2 separate regions of the Homo sapiens genome follow, and region 2 is linked to region 1. A link is a loop called in an ENCODE intact Hi-C map of the cell type or tissue named here. Cell type or tissue: PC-9. All regions are shown on one strand.

The links. Peaks named below come from ENCODE experiments on the same cell type or tissue, not always from the same donor. Only the 100,000 strongest peaks of a DNase experiment are listed, where the experiment ranks them.
Region 2: it touches region 1 in a loop (12-fold over the local background); 3 of 110 quality-filtered maps call a loop at or near these places.

Annotation. Positions count from the first base shown.
Region 1 is chrX:13,220,339-13,228,338 of GRCh38, reverse strand. No RefSeq gene overlaps it. Among named protein-coding and RNA genes, the nearest start is that of LINC02154, 79 kb to the left of the region's middle. In PC-9, no CTCF peak of the experiment used is centred here; a DNase peak (open chromatin) is centred at 3,998; H3K27ac peaks cover 2,559 bases.
Region 2 is chrX:13,025,907-13,033,906 of GRCh38, reverse strand. No RefSeq gene overlaps it. Among named protein-coding and RNA genes, the nearest start is that of FAM9C, 15 kb to the left of the region's middle. RefSeq lists an enhancer at 3,598-3,817. In PC-9, no CTCF peak of the experiment used is centred here; DNase peaks (open chromatin) are centred at 3,976, 4,396 and 4,776; H3K4me3 peaks cover 2,243 bases; H3K27ac peaks cover 5,797 bases.

The sequences.
Region 1 (8,000 bases):
CAATCTTGACTCACTGCAAGCTCCGCCTCCTGGGTTCACGCCATTCTCCTGCCTCAGCCTCCCGAGTAGCTGGGATTACAGGCGCCCGCCATCACGCCTGGCTCTGTTTTGTATTTTTTAAGTAGAGACGGGGTTTCACCATGTTAGCCAGGATGGTCTCGATCTCCTGACCTCGTGATCCGCTCACCTCGGCCTCCCAATGTGCTGAGATTACAGGCGTGAACCACTGCGCCCAGCAGGAACACTTTTTCTGATAATAAAAAGCAGTGTATGTTCATTGTAGAACGTGGAAAAATATAGAAAAGTATAAAGAAACGTGCAAAAGAAAGAAAACCCTTTTCCATTCCTCTAGGGCTACTTGCATTTTTTTCTTTTTACTATATTTTCTATGCATGTGCATGGATATAAGATATATGTTCCTACATATATCTTCAGATATATTGTTATTTTAGCAGCTGTCACTCAGAAAGAAAGCTGTCATTGTTAAGAAAAATCTTGGATTAATTAAAATGAAGTTATTATTTTTGCAGGTCAAAGATGATCAAATATCAGCGTTTTCATATGGTTGAAAAATGAGTCATTATCTATAAGAATACTTAAAAACAAAGAAAGAGCTAAATTTTATAACAAAACTTGACCAGCAAATTTGGGGCTGGAAAAGAACAGAAGGTGAAGAGGGAGAAAATGCCAGGTCAAAATGGCAGCCAAGTCGGGCTTGTGGAAACCATTCCCCCAAGAGAAATTGCCCGGTGCAGGGAAGCTCTTAAAATATTTAGGAAGATGGCATGTTTTACCTCAATTTTAAGTAATTAACGTGATTACAATATCCCTTTTTCTAATCTTTCCAAACTTTCAGAGAAGTCATCTATATACACAATAGCCGTGCGTGAGAAGACCTTGAGGGGAAAAAAAAACAGTGCCTGGGTTGGATGAGAAAAGCAGAGATAAGAGATCAGCCATAGATGGGGAGACGGGAGTTGTGATGAAGCAAGAATGCAGGGCCAGAAGTGGCCTGGAGCACTCGAGTTCCCAGGAACTTGCAGAAATGTCCACAAGGATACTGGGTTTCACATAGAATAGGAGATGGGTTGACTGACCACATCTGTCTCCAGGTGGTCTTGGCTGGAACATGTGGGCACACTCACACAAACACATACATATACGAAGACTGTAAGCTTTATGAAGGCAGGAATGGTTTCAAATGTAAACACTATTGAATCCCTGTATTGGTTTGCTAGGGCTACATAACAAGTTACCACAATCTGGGTGGCTTAAACAACAGAAATTTATTATCTCACAGTTCTGAAGGCCAGAAGTCTGAGATCAAGTTAAAAGGATACCAGTTATATTGGATGAGGGGCCCACTCTACTCCAGTAGGACCTCATCTTAACAAATGATATCTGCAATGACCCTGTTTCCAAATAAGGTCACATTCTGAGGTAGCGGGGGTAAGGACTTCAATATACAAATTTTGGGGTGACACAATTCAACCCATATCAACCCCCTTGGACATGACAATTCCTGGCACATAGTAGACTCTCAACAAATATTTGTTCAATGAATAAATGATACATATAAATATTTATTAATGTAGTTAAGATCAGTTCACCTGGGTTTTCTGGCTCATTTTCAGTAGACCATAAAAACAAAATACAGTTACAGAAAGTGAGGAGGCAGAGATGTCAGCTGAAGAGAGAAGCTGGCTTCTAGATCAAGTGATTATATATACCTAGCCATGTTCCAAAGTACTGTCTAACTAGGATAGGGCACCCATAATTGAGTACTTTCTCAGGATGATCCAAGCTAACCAAACATACAGTAGACTGGTTCATACAGCAGAATCTCAACTTTTTCATTTAACACTGAGAACTACTCCTGCCAAGTAGATCACAGTCCTCATGTCAGCTGTTACCACAATGTACTCCCTGGAAGTGCAAGAAGGAAAAGCAAGGAGAGTCATCTGGAACTAATAACCAGTGCCATTGATGTTTCCACTTTCTCTATAGGGATGAGTTTGCCAAGGGCCCAAAGATACCTGCCCCTACTGGTTAGTGTTAAAGACATAATGACTTTCTCCCCCTTTAGGCTCCCTTTTGCTAAGTTCTGTTATAAAAATACCTGCCCAGAGCAAGTAACTTTCAATGTGTTTGGGCCCCCATGTTTTCCTGACCCCGCACCTGGTCCCTGAATTGAAATACGTATGTTTCTCAACTTCTTAGTCATCAATTTCCAAACCATTGCTTTAGGTTGGTTATTTCTATGGTCAGTTATATTGAATTCATGCTGAGTGATTATCTTATTATCAGGTACGGAGAGCATCTGACTGTCATGCCACATAAGACTACAGAGAATGTCTTGTTGGTGGTTGTGACAACAAGGAGCTTGGGCTAAATGAAGGGTGGTCCATTTGAATGTGTGATGCATCATGGATTCAATCTACATGGGGATTCATTCATGTCTCAGGCAACTATCAAATAAATTCCGTACTCAATTCTGCCCAATTACTCAGAGAAATGTGACCCAATAAGTCCAGTTAGGATTTATTGATTGTTTACTATGTGCCCAGGAAGTAGCAACCCTGGTGAATAAAATGTTTCAGGAGGCACTCTCTCCTTTCAAGTACTGTCACAGGTTGCCTCTCCAGGAAGTAGACTTTGAGCTAGAGATTATTACAAGGGCATTTGTTGGGATCAATACCTGTGAATGTTTAGGGACAGAAGCAGGACTAGGCAGAGAGAGAAGTCAACCTGCAACCCAAGCACAATAATAGCCTCCACTGACACCACAGGGCTTTGGAGTTGGAAGGGCCCTTCAAAGTTACGCTAGGTTGGAGAGATGGCCAGGCCTCTATATCCCTGCATTAATCTGTCATTGAATGTGGGTCACCTCAAGAAGGAACTTGACCTTGGGTGAGAGGGCTGGACTCTACAGATGAATAGTCCCTGAAGCTCATCTCCCATTACCCCTTCCTATAGCTGGGGATAGCAAGTTCTTCATTAAATGGTTTTATGGGTTGAATTGTGTCTTCAAAAAGATAATCTAAAAGCACTGAAGTTATAACCTGTGAATGCGACTTTATTTGGAAATAGTGTCTCTATAGATGTAATCGAGTTAAGATGAAGTCATTAGAGTAAGCCCTAACCTGATATGACTGGTGTCCCCCACAAAAAGAAGAAAATGCCATGTGAAGACAGGGACACATGGGGAGGAGGTGGTCATGTGAAGGCAGAGGTAGAGACTGGAGTGATAGGGCTGTGAACCAATAAATGCCAACAATTGATGGCCACCACTAGACGCTATGTAGAGGCACAAAAGGATTCTACCCAGAGTATTAGAGGGAGCATGGCTCTGAGGACACCTTGACTTCAGATGTCTATCCTCGAGAACTGTGAGAGAATAAATTTGTGTTGTCCTAAGCCACCTAGTCTGTGGTACTTTGTTACAGCTGCCTTAGGAGACTAAGAAGGGGGTTCTAGGTGGCAGATGACAAGAATAATCCCTCAGGATGAAGTCAGTTTATAAATGAAATATTCAGCTGTAGAAATAACTTCCTGAAAGTAACAGTTCGTAAGTGGATTTGGGGAGCTAACGATCTGATTGAAACTATATGACTTTTATATATAAAATGGAAATGGATGGTACAGAATTACTATGTGCAGGGTACTGGCTGGATGAAGAACTTTATAGGATTGGCTTCACCTAGCCCGATGGAGTTGGTGTTATTATCCACATCTCATAAATGAGAAAACTGACGACCGAGGTTCAGTCATTCATCAACAACTAGAGAGTAGAGCAGCAACTGGGTGCAAACCTGAGTTTATACTTCCCCTGAAGCCAGTGCCCTTGGCCACTGGGTGACTCTGGAGGTGCAGTAGCACCAGAACAATAAGTCTGTAATAACCACTGTGGGATGTATGGGGAAGGAGAGCTGACAAAGGATCCTGGGTGAGGAAATGCATCCGGAACAAAGCAAACTTATTTCCATTACTGGAACATAGCCCAGAATACAGGTCATATGGATGGTTGGTTGGTGAGATCATTTCCAGTGCTTTTTGTGACACTGTTTTTTCCCCAGAGCTATATTAACACCATCCACTTGAAAAAAAAAAAAAAAAAAGTAGCATTCCTATTTCAATCTGGTAGGAACAAAGAACTCCTATGACAATGGAAGTAAGAAAGATGAGAGAAGAAGAGAACAAATCAGGGTCTCATTTGTATAACTGCTTCTACCTTAGCCCCAATTGTCCCATGCCAGATGACAGTGTGGTTTCCATACTCGGATGTCATTAAACATACTGAAACCAATTTTGGTGCCAAATTACAACCACAAGCCAAAATACCTGTAAAAAAAAAAAAAAACAAAAAACAAAAAAAACACTTTTCATATTCTGATTCAGGTCAACATCAACTAGACACTATTTTGTTAAATTTCCATTTAAACAAAGAAGTGACCATTTCTGATGAACTGAAAACTGACGTAACCCTCCAGAATTGAGAGCTGGAAGGAATACTGTTTTTAATTAACTCAATTCAATTTATCTCAATGCCACACTTTTATTTTTACTGTTTTCTATGTGCTAAGACTTATTTACTATGAATGCAGACATAATGTAAAAAGTTTCTACTCTAAAGAATCTCACAATCTAGTGGAGAAATTAATAATTATTACTAAACCTGAAAGGAACTGTTATTGAGGTTACTTATAAGGTGTGATAGAAACACCAAGGAAGAACACTCAATAGCACGGAGTAAGTAGAGGCAGTAGGATAGAGGACTTTCCCAGTGGAGGGAACTCTAGAAGTGAGCCTTGGAGAAAGGGCAGAAATTATCCCAGAGGGCAAAGAAAGAGAAATGGGCATTCTTAAGGATTATGATATAAAAAGTTGAGAGAGAGAAAGAGAAGAAGAGAAGGAAAGGAGAGGAGAGAAGAAAGGAGAGAAGAGAAGAGAATGCTCTGGCCATTGCAAGAAACACTAAGTAGCTCAAGTTTAGCAAAGTATGCATGGTGGAGGTTGGGAGATCATGGAAGAGGAGAGAAAGGCAGTGTTTTGCATGCCATGCCAAAAGGTTTGGACTTCACACTGAAGGCAAAGGAAAGCTACCGATCTGCATTTTAGAAGAATTATCATGCAGTAGGGTGAAAAGTAAGTTGGAAGTGGGAAGAGGCTGGAGGCTGAGAGATGCCTTAGAAAGTTCTTGAAGTAAAGTCAAGAATCTGGAGGTCCTGGACCAAGACAACTTTATGAGAGAAGGAAAGAGGATGCTTTGAGAAAACAAACAAACACAAAGTCAATATTTTAGGGACTGATTATAGTTGAGAGAGGAGTGGGGAGGGACATGGATAAAGAATCAAGAATGATAAAAAGATGGACAGCTTAAAAATGAGATGGCTTTTGACGCAGTTAACCAGCATGAGGAAGCCAGTGACGGTTTGGGGGTAAAGGGTGAAGAAGTAAATTCAATTTTTAATAAGTTCGGCTTGCAGTGCCCCTAGGAATCATCAGAGGACATGTGCCCCTATCCCAGGGAGAATCTGATTTCTTGTGTCCCTGATGTGAATTAACCTGCAGGTAAAAGACTACTGCCCAGAGAGGTGACAAGCTGGAGTCACAAAAGCTACAGAAGTAAAGATTTTAAGAAGAAAACAGTGATTGACCCTGGCATACCTTACAAAGTGGTTATGTCAGAGAAAAGACCATTGGATTGCAAATAGGACAGTATTCAATGACCTTACCAAACCCAGTTTCAGTGCAATGGAAGGGGCAGAACTAGACTCTAGAGGTTGTGGAAAGAAAGGGGGATCCTACAGCCAATCCATGCTGTTAATATCTACACCACAACAGAAAATCTAGGCTAGAATGCATGTAGAAGTAATTACAAACACACTGATTTATTTATTTATTCCTTCATTCAAATATTTATGGCATGCCTATTTTGTACTTGCCAATGACAAAAGAGACATGTAAAAATCATAGTTGAGAGCAGGGGAGTAGGCAATAAACAAAGAAACTTATAACCTGACGTTTGGTGATAGCAAGAGCAACAAAGTCGATTTTGCCTAGTGTAAATACGGAAGAAGGGCTACTGCAGCATTGACAGAGATGGCAAACACATGGGAAGTCAAGGTTTAGAGAAAAAAAGAGGCCGGAAGCAGTGGCTCATGCCTGTAATCCCGGCACTTTGGGAGGCTGAGGCAGGAGAATCACTTGAGCCCAGGAGTTTGAGACCCGCCTGGGCAATACAGTGAAACCCTGTTTCCACAAACAATTTTTTAAAAATTGGCTGGATGTGGTAGCGCATGCCTGTGGTCCCAGCTACACAGGAGGCTAAGATGGTAGGATTGCTTGAGCCAGGGAGGTCGAAGCTGCAGTGAGCTGTGATTGTACCACTGCACTTCAGCCTGGGTAACAGAGCAAGACCCTGTCTCAAAAATAAAATAAAAAAGAAAAGCAACAAGCCAGTAGGGCTCATTTGTTTATTTATTCATCATACTACAACTAACAATATAGGGAAACATTTACAGACTGCTTACATCAGTGTATTCAATTAACAGGATGAAAAAAATAATTTAGGAAAGAATCAAAGAAGGAAAATAACATTAAAAAGTAAGACAAAGCATAGGGGTAAATTTGGTGTGCAAACCATTTCCCTACGTGCTTGCTAGAAGAGGGCAGAAAGTTTGTCTCTAAGCTTTTCTGTGGCAAAGACAGAAGCAAAACAATAAAAACAACAACAATGTTAACAACAGCAATAGTAGTAACCATATTAACCTTTTCATGCGTGCCAAGCACTGTTCTAAGTTCTTTAACCCTTACAACTCCAGGAGATAGAGTTTTTTTGTTCGTGTGTGTGTGTGTTTTGTTTCATTTTACAAATGAGGAAATCAATCACAGATAAATTTGGTCAGTGTGGCAGATGGATTATTGTTATTAATTCTTCTCTCCCTCCCTTTGCCGTGTGACCTAGCATTGCAATAGTACAGAGTGCGTCCCCACCCCTTGACTTTGGGCTTAGCCAGTGGAAACTCTGCAAACTTGACTGGAACTTTAAAGCTGAAGAGGCACAGGTGTGTGATTGGGCATGACATCTTATGCTCCTGTGATTCACCGTGAGGAGAATATACCCTGAGTAGCTGCTGGTCCAGAGAGAGTGAGGAAACACATGAAGCAGGCCTAAAACCAATGTGCAGCCTGGAGGCAAGCTCTCCTAATCCTGGATGATTCCAGCCAAACCACAGCTGACCCATAGACCTGTGCGTGGAAACATGACTATAAGCTCCTGAGAACTGGAGATCGTTTGTTAAACAGCAATGACTAATTAACACTTTCAGTTTCAATGCACCCCTAACCTGGAGTCCCTGAATATCCGTAGTAAGCAATGGATTTTACATTCCTTAGGTGGTCTCATGAATATTCATTCTTACCACCAAGCTTTTCGTAAGGATTGTGCAGTTATTAGAATTCAGTAAGTAGTCTTCATTGTGCCTTTTATAAGCAACATAAATCAGGTTCAAACAATTCATTTCCCGTGGTTGAAGATAGGAATAAAACAAATTGCTTATATCTATCACAATATATGTACGAGAAAGAGGAAAATTTTTAATCCAGTTATACAAAAATTTTAAATCAAAAGCAGGTGACCCAGAAAGAAAACAAGAAGGGAAAAACTTGCTTTAGTCATGCCTTTTGCCTAGAGTCTACCTAGCTTCCTACTCCTGGGCTTAGGATTTTTCATGAAGGCTGGTAGAAGCATGGGGCTCAAACCAGTTCTAGCTGATGCCAAAATATTACAGAGAAAAAGGCAGCAGGAAGCAAACAGAAGACAAGAAAGAGAAAAAAAATCAGGTTTCTCTCAAGCCTCTCAGATTAATCATTAACACCAGTATTTTATCCTTTGGCCATTATAAAAGTTAATTTTAATCAGAGTTAGTTATCCTAATTTCCAAATCATTTTCCATGTTTCCATTATTCTCTATGTCTTTTAAGGTATTTTAAGATGG
Region 2 (8,000 bases), 190 kb after region 1:
GTTAGTGCTTTTAAATTCTAGATTGAAGCACATATTTTCTTTTGTTCCATAATAAACGCCCCCTTTGAAGAATGGCTGATATCAAGAGCATCATGTCTCGTAATACTGTCTCACTCAACAGCTGAATGTTGAAATGTACACTCACAAAACACTAAATATATCCTTAGAACAATGATGTACTGAACAAAATTCAGAGTTCAAACGCAAAGACAGCTCCCAAGAAAGTTTTCCCACAGACCAGTGGCAAGTCCTTTCCTTCAGCAACTGAAACCCAGGAGATACAGAGTCTCTTGCCTCTGCCTCTTGGAGAGGGTTTCTTTTGATACCAGAGGGAAAGGGCCATCTCATCTCCCTGATGTTAGTTAAAATTTCATCTTGGATTGATGGGTTAATATCTTTGTAAAGATATCTAAATTAAGGTGATCCAGTCAAATCAGAAATACTTGACTCACTCCTTAGGAGGAGCTTAACTCTGCCCTGAATTTCTGTGCACACACCTCATTTATTGCACTCACAGTACATAAGCTCTGAGATGTAAAATTGAACCAGAACCAGACAGCGCATTGCATTCTTATCCAAGTGAATCAGGGCTCTCTCAGCGCTGCTCACCCAAAACACATTGAAATCAATTCTTTTTATTCTTATTTATTTGTAAAACAGACAGTGATGATGGTATCTGTGTCAGAGGGTTACTGTGAGTGTCAGAGGAAACAATGATGGTGAGAAGGTTAGACACATGGTACATGTTGAATAAATGTTAGCTATTAGTTATCAATATCTTCATGATTTTTATTGATATGTAATAGTTGTAAATACATATGGGGTACATGTGATATTTTGATTCATGAATATGTAAAGATCATATCAGGGTAGTTGGGATATTCATCATCTCAAACTTTTATCATTTTTTGTGCCGAGAACATTGCAAATCTCATCTAGGTATTTTGAAATACAGGATAACTGTAGTTACTCGAGTGTGCTATTGAACACTAGAGCTTATTTCTTCTCTCTAACTGTATGTTTATACCCATTGTCCAGCATTTCTTTTTCCCTGACATCCCTCCTACCATTTCCAGCCTCTGGTAACCACCATTCTACTCACTACCTCCCTGAGATCAATTGTGTCCAGGAACGAATAGCAAGTAAGTGGTAAAGATGGACTAGTTGATAGTTAATAACCATGACTGGCCTATTCTTTGTCTGCTGTACTTTCTTTCCTCTATGTGTGGCAAGTGCCTGCTGCTTACTCTTTTAAGACTTGTGTCAAAGACCACCTAATTCTTTACCTTTTCTGGAATCTGTTAGTTCTCAAACAAAATTGTGTCCCTTTTCCTCTCTTTTAGTGGTTGTGTACCTCTCAAACCCCATATTGTGGCTGTTATTTACTTAACTGTTACCCTTGAGAGTAAAAATTTTATCATAGTCCCAGTCTTATTTTTGGAACCTGGTGTGTTCCCACCCATACAAGAGGTGCACAATACACATGTACTAAATAAATGAATGATCGGTCATTTGAAAGAACACTGAATACACAGCAATTCTCCAATCTCTGTGTTTATGCAAACACAAGAATTAATTTTATTTGCCTAATTCAAACATTACCTTTAAATTTATTCAAAATTCCCATTTTCCATGAATTAACCAGACATCCTTTGTTGGTACATTTTCACTAATTAACCAGTTAAATATATTTTGCCTTATATCACTTTAAAAGAGCATATGGAACAAAATCAGACAGCTTAGGTAGTTATGTCTCTTGAGCTCACTATTTTAAGGAGTGAAGTTCACCCTGCCACTTGCCTACCTGTCTCAGTACTCATACGCTTGCATCGATGTCCTGCTAATGTACATTAAATCAGATATCCATACCTGCTTTGAAGTGTGCCCTAGTCAACAAACAGGTCACTTGGTTATCATTATCTTCCATCCAGGATCAAGATAAAATAAGTGCCAGAGAAAGATGTCTTACAGAGATTCTCTCAATGTATTAGTTACACATAAACAAATTAGTTACTGGAGCACACATTCCTATCTTTTAGAAAGAGAAGACCTGTTAATAGTTGAGAGCGAAGAAAATCAATTCTTGTTGAACCAATAAATGTCCCTTCTGGATAGTTTACGTTGCCATTAAAGCATAAAGTTGCCATTTTAATCTGTCAGCTGCTTATTTCTTGCATGAGCTATTCTGGCTTTCTAAATCATATCTTTTGGCCAGGCACAGGGGCTTATGCCTGTAATCCCAGCACTTTGGGAGGCCAAGGCGGGCGGATCACTTGAGGTCAGGAGTTTGAGACCAGCCTGGCCAACATGGTGAAACCCTGTCTCTACCCAGAATATAAAAAATTAGCTGGGTGTGGTGACACACGCCTGTAATCCCAGCTACTGGGGAGGCTGAGGCAGGAGAATCACTTGAACCCGGGAGGCGGAGGTTGCAGTGAACCGAGATTGTGCCACTGCACTCCAGCCTGGCGACAGAGTGAGACTCCGTCTCAACAAAATAAATAAAAATAAATCATATTTTTGGTCATTTGCCAAGTGCTTGGCTGTTGGGTACACACGGAATAAATTATCCAGTAAAAAACATCTCAGATCTTTCCAGCTATTTTTGATCAGGTACACCTGTAAATCTTAAAAAGCCTGTAAAGAAATACCTAAATAATACATTGGATATAAGACATAGGACAATAGTAACTGAAGGAAATTGCAATCGTTAGGGGGGAAAATCCTTAAAGGCTTAAAATTCTACTAGGTGGTAACCACTGTTTATACACACATGCATTTCCCTCTTCATATTTGGGAAACTGATGGTCGTGTTTCCTTTTTAGGGTGGAAGAAAAAATTCTCCATTAAGAGAAGGGAAGGAAAATATAGGAAAAAGAACCATTCTTTGAAGGCACCTGTTGTCCAAATCATAAGGAAGAGCTTGTAGTTCTGAGTTGCACAAAGGTGCTTTAGTTGTTTTTCTGTAGGATACTAGAGGAGGTCAAATGTTATGTGATAGCTGTGTCCTCAGACCCAGTGTAGGAGATGGGTAAAAAATGTTGATTGGATAAATGTGTTACTTTGCTAGTTCATACCTCTCTGAACCTGTCTTGAAGCCGCTGTGGGGAAAATGTCTCCATCTTTTCTTTGTTCTGTCGCCATTCAATCTATTCATCTACTGCTTGAGAATGTTTTTGCAATAACAAATCTTTGAGGTTTGGAAACCAGCTGTGATTAGTTTAAGAACTCTTGGTCCCACCCAATTTCAGCCTGTGCTGGGGTGTCTATTTCCTTTGTAAATTAAGGCTGCCTCCCGCTCTGGGAGCTGACTGGTTGTGCCCTGTGTTTCACTGGAGCCCCTGTCTGTTCTTTGGCTCACCTTCCCCCGCCCTTCCTTATTTGTAAAGCCCTGAAGGAGGCAAGTTTCCTTTGAATGTCATTAACACTTTGTAATTAGCTAGGAAGCCAAGGAGAATACCAAATGTCCCTTTCCCACCATGGGGCAAACTGTTTTGTTTTCTCTTCTGAACCCCAAGCAGGAACTGGCTAAGATATGATGGCCCCTCTACACGAAGAGTGACTGATTTCATTGGGAAGTGAAATTTGCATGACACCATCAGAAGCTCTTGACCCGTCAGACTCAGAACTCAGCAAGCTTTTCTTTCCCATTAATCCATGGTTAATGCCTTTGTGCTGCATAGTTTATTCAGTCCACAGCTCCCTCCTCAAACATAAACCACTAAAGGACCATGGATTCACAGGAATGACAATAAGACTACTGAGAGGCAGAGAGCGGAAAGCCCCGGGGCTTTGGTGTCAGGCAGACCCAGGTTCAGGAGGAAGCAGGGATAACATATACTTTTTTTTTTAAGTCAGGTTGTGAGGTATAATTTACATATAGTAAATTTCCCCCTAAGGCGTGGCATTTGGAATTGCACTTCTTTATAATCCATGGAGGAAATTGCACTGAGTTCAGAGCCAGGAAACATGGATCTTGCTCCCATCCCCCCAGCCATTGTCAATGAATAGTTCTGAACTCTGCATCATCTGTAAAATATGTGAGTTGAACTAGGTGACAGTGAGGTCCCCTCTGCATTATAAGAAGTCTGTTGTTTTATATTTTAAATGAATGAAACAAACAAAATAACTTGTCTTCCCAAAAGATATTCAAGAATCTCATGATTGAAGTTCACTGTTGAAATAACTTAAGTTTCTTGTACAGTTCAGACTTTTATTTTTACAGTTGCTGCTGGAAGAATTTCTAAGCATGTTGGGATAAACAGTTCCCACCCGCTGATCCTAAACTAACCAGTGTCCCTTGCTCCCCACCCCGGGTCACCCTAGTCCTCCAGTCGGCTGAGGCAGTGGGAACAGGAAATCAAGTCTCTCAGAAAGTTCAGGCTGCCTTGAATGGCTGCCAGATCACCCTGGAGGAGAAGCTCCGGAGGCAGGCGGGGAAGCCTCCCCTCCTCTGGTTACAGAAACTCTCTCCTTACACTCCTCTCTTAAATCTACCTAAACTTAAATGCAAAAACATTTCTGCAGAGAAGAAAGTGCCCAACATTCTCTGGTTATGGATTGGGGGCCCTGTTTTATCAGTTTTTGAGCAAGGTATTTTGGCTTGATTGAACTTTCAGATTGCTCTAGCCTTGTCTCTCCTCCCCCAAACCAAACAAATGAGTGCTTGGAATGAGTGAAGCACATACATTCCTGGATCCAGATTGATATCTGGAACTGGAATGTGACATTTACCAGTGTAATGTGCTGAGATTTAAGTTTGTGGAGAGTATTCTTCCCAGGTAAACCTCTGTGGCCTCACTCCTGCAGTTGGGGGAGAAGAATGTGGCAGCCACTTTCTGGCCTTTCTCCTGCAGGTGAGCACAAAAGCTTAAGACATACACACCTGCAGGGGATGTAGGGGAGTGTTCAGTGGAAGGATGACCTCATTCCCTAATACCTGACCATTCATGGCAGCCTCCGTTTCTTTGAAGTCCTGTTGGAAGTTGATTTCCATGGGGCTTTTATAAGTGTGACTGAGAAAACCATGCCAAAGTCTACACTCAGTCCAATTTGCAGGAGCTGTTTGGAATCCGGGCTGCATTGTTAGGATGATGCCTGTTGGCTCTTCAGCCTGTTCTATTATGTCTAAATCACATGTGTTGGCTTCTAACATACTAATAATTTTTGCTTTTATTGTGTTTGCCACATGTCTCCTCTCATTAGAATGTGAGGGATGCATGTCTCTTTTCTTTATTATTGTATCCCCAGTGCCTAGCACCGTGCCTGGGACCTAGTAAGGGCTTAATTGATATTTGCTGAATGACTTAATGAACAAATGAATGAATGACCCCCAATAGAATCCTCTCGAAGAGATGTTCATTTTTGAACCAAATCCTTGAATAAATTCATATAAATATTTAGTGAGTCTATGATGTGAGTTAAACAAAAAGTACAGAATAAAGAAATAGGATAAGAATGTGTCAACTGACTAATCTCTCCAGGGAAGTAATAACTGAGCACCAAAAAATAAGCTACATGAAACACCACTACTCAGGAATAAAAATAAATGAAATATTGACACTTAAGACAACATGATGACTCTTAAAATTATTATGCTGCATGAAAGAGGCTAGACTCAAAAGATCTGCTGGGTGATTTCATTTATATAAAATTGAGTCTATAAAATATAATCTATAGTCACAGAAAGTAGATCAGTAGTTGCCCGGGTACTGGGAGCGGAGAGGGAGGGATTACCAAGAGGCATGAGGAAGTTTTAGGGATGATAGATAAGTTGATCATCCTGATTGTGGCGACAGTTTTACAGATGTGTGTATACATCAAAACTCACCATATTGCACATTTTAAACAGGTGCAGTTTATTGTTTGTCAGTGATGCCTCAATAAAGCTGAAGACTGCAAAAACAGTACATTTTAATGCATCAATCAAGAACTACCCTTTGAGTGCCCAACAGGCAGTCAAACTATTTTGATTCTCGCTTTCCTTTTCTGTACCTCATCAGTATCTCAGCAGAATTAATTAAGTAGGCACTCAATGAACTGGTGTTATGAAGTGCATTTATGCTTGTTGTGATACATCTTAAGTTTTTATTTCAGAAGCAAAAGTACCATCACCATGATCCATAGACCTTTTGCGTTATAACCAACTTCTCTATCTCTATTTTCCCTAGGATAATTGCTTTGCATTGTTTTATTATTTATTCTACAAGCATTTATTGTACTTTATGTTTATGAATTATTTTTCAATTTCCTCTGATCTCTTTCAAATTCTGATACTGTCTTGCAAGATGCTAAGTACTCAACTCCCACCCTTCCAACTCCTATCCTCTTCTCTTAATAAGCTTAATATCTAGCAAGCAGGTTTTCTCTCCCAACATATAAGTCACTGGTAAAATGATGAAGAACACCAGACCCATGAAGGAAGATGAGGGGGAATTTCCAAGGCTGTTTACTAAGAAAGCAAACCTCTGTCATTGAGATCCTGTAGGTTTGCCCCAAGTAGGGGTTACAATCTAAAAAGAGTGTCAGTTTCCACTGGCTTTCCTCTTGTTTTCCACCTAACTAATGAACTCGCTTCAGCTCAGGGTGAAGGGATATACCAGAAGCAGGACGAAGTGCTTAAAGTGAGAAGATACATGAAATGTTAATCTTCGCTTGACATAAACCCATCTCATTTTTCTACTTGGCATTCTGTGTAGGCTTCACCTTTTCTCCAGATGGTGCAGTCAATTGTGTTTGGGCCATTCTCACATGCATTGTGGTTTCCTAGTTCACACTCGTGGTTGTTTCATGACCTGATATGCCAGTGAACTATCTTCCTTTTAAGATATAGTTGGGCCACATTTTCATTGCCCCTACATCCTTACTTTTTAAATATTGTATGTGAAATCATCTCCCTCTAGTGAGCCTAGCGAAGCCATGACTATTTAAGGAGACAGCATAAGCTCTACACTATAGAGTCGTAGGTTTGAGTCCCGGCCTTGAAATCTTCTAGACGTCAGGATTGCTGATGATCTCACAGCCAGTTTTTCTATCTGCAAATCAGGGCTGATAATACCAACCTGCATTTCTTAAAACGTAGAATTTTATTGATGCTAACTCATATTTTTTATCTTATTTTTAAAATGAATGTCTTTCCTGTGGACCAACCCATATTTTATACAAACATCAAGAATAAGCCATGTCCAATGCTGAGGAATGGCTGAGCAGAGGGTTCCACTCAGTCTCACTGGTAGAATGAGTTTAGTTGCTTGCCTTTGGGAAGATCCTAACTTCTTAATTTCAGCGGTAGTTTTATTTGTGCTTTTGGTTTTGGGTTTTTCTTTCTTTCTTTCCTCTTCCACTTGGATGTGTTACCAAGCCTAAAGGGTCTTGTTGGAGAGAGAAGTAAATCTCAGATGTTGTACTGCTATTGATCTAATTACACAGAAGAACTCTGGGGTCTGTTAGGCATTTTATTAATTGTATTTAATCTAAGACAATGGGGAAGTCTGGTGGTTTCCTTGGAAATACCCAAGTTCAGATATTTAGGTCATTGATTTTCTGCAGCTTTCTTACAGGAAATTAAACATGTGTCCAAGTGATTGAAGTCATGTATTCAAGTCAGCTTTTGCATCCCTCCAATCACTAACTAATAACCTAACTGGTACTTTATGGTTGTCAACCACTAACTAATAACCTAACTAGAACTTTATGATTGTAAGTACTGCAGTCCAGGTTGAATTGGCTTTGTAGATAAAATGGCTTTCTATGTTTATTCCTACAAAGATCTTTCTCTCTCTCTCTCTCTCTCTCTCTCTCTCTCTCTCTCTCATATTTTTATAGAATGGTGTACAACTATGATCTGCTGAAGATAGCAAGAGTGACTCTTATTATCTCCTGTACTATGATCTGTGCATCTTTTCATTGTTGAGAAGAAAATTCTTAAGCCACAGTGAGAGGGTGGAACAAGCTCCATTTCCTGACAATCCATACTCTCTCCTAATTGTGGCTAGACAAGG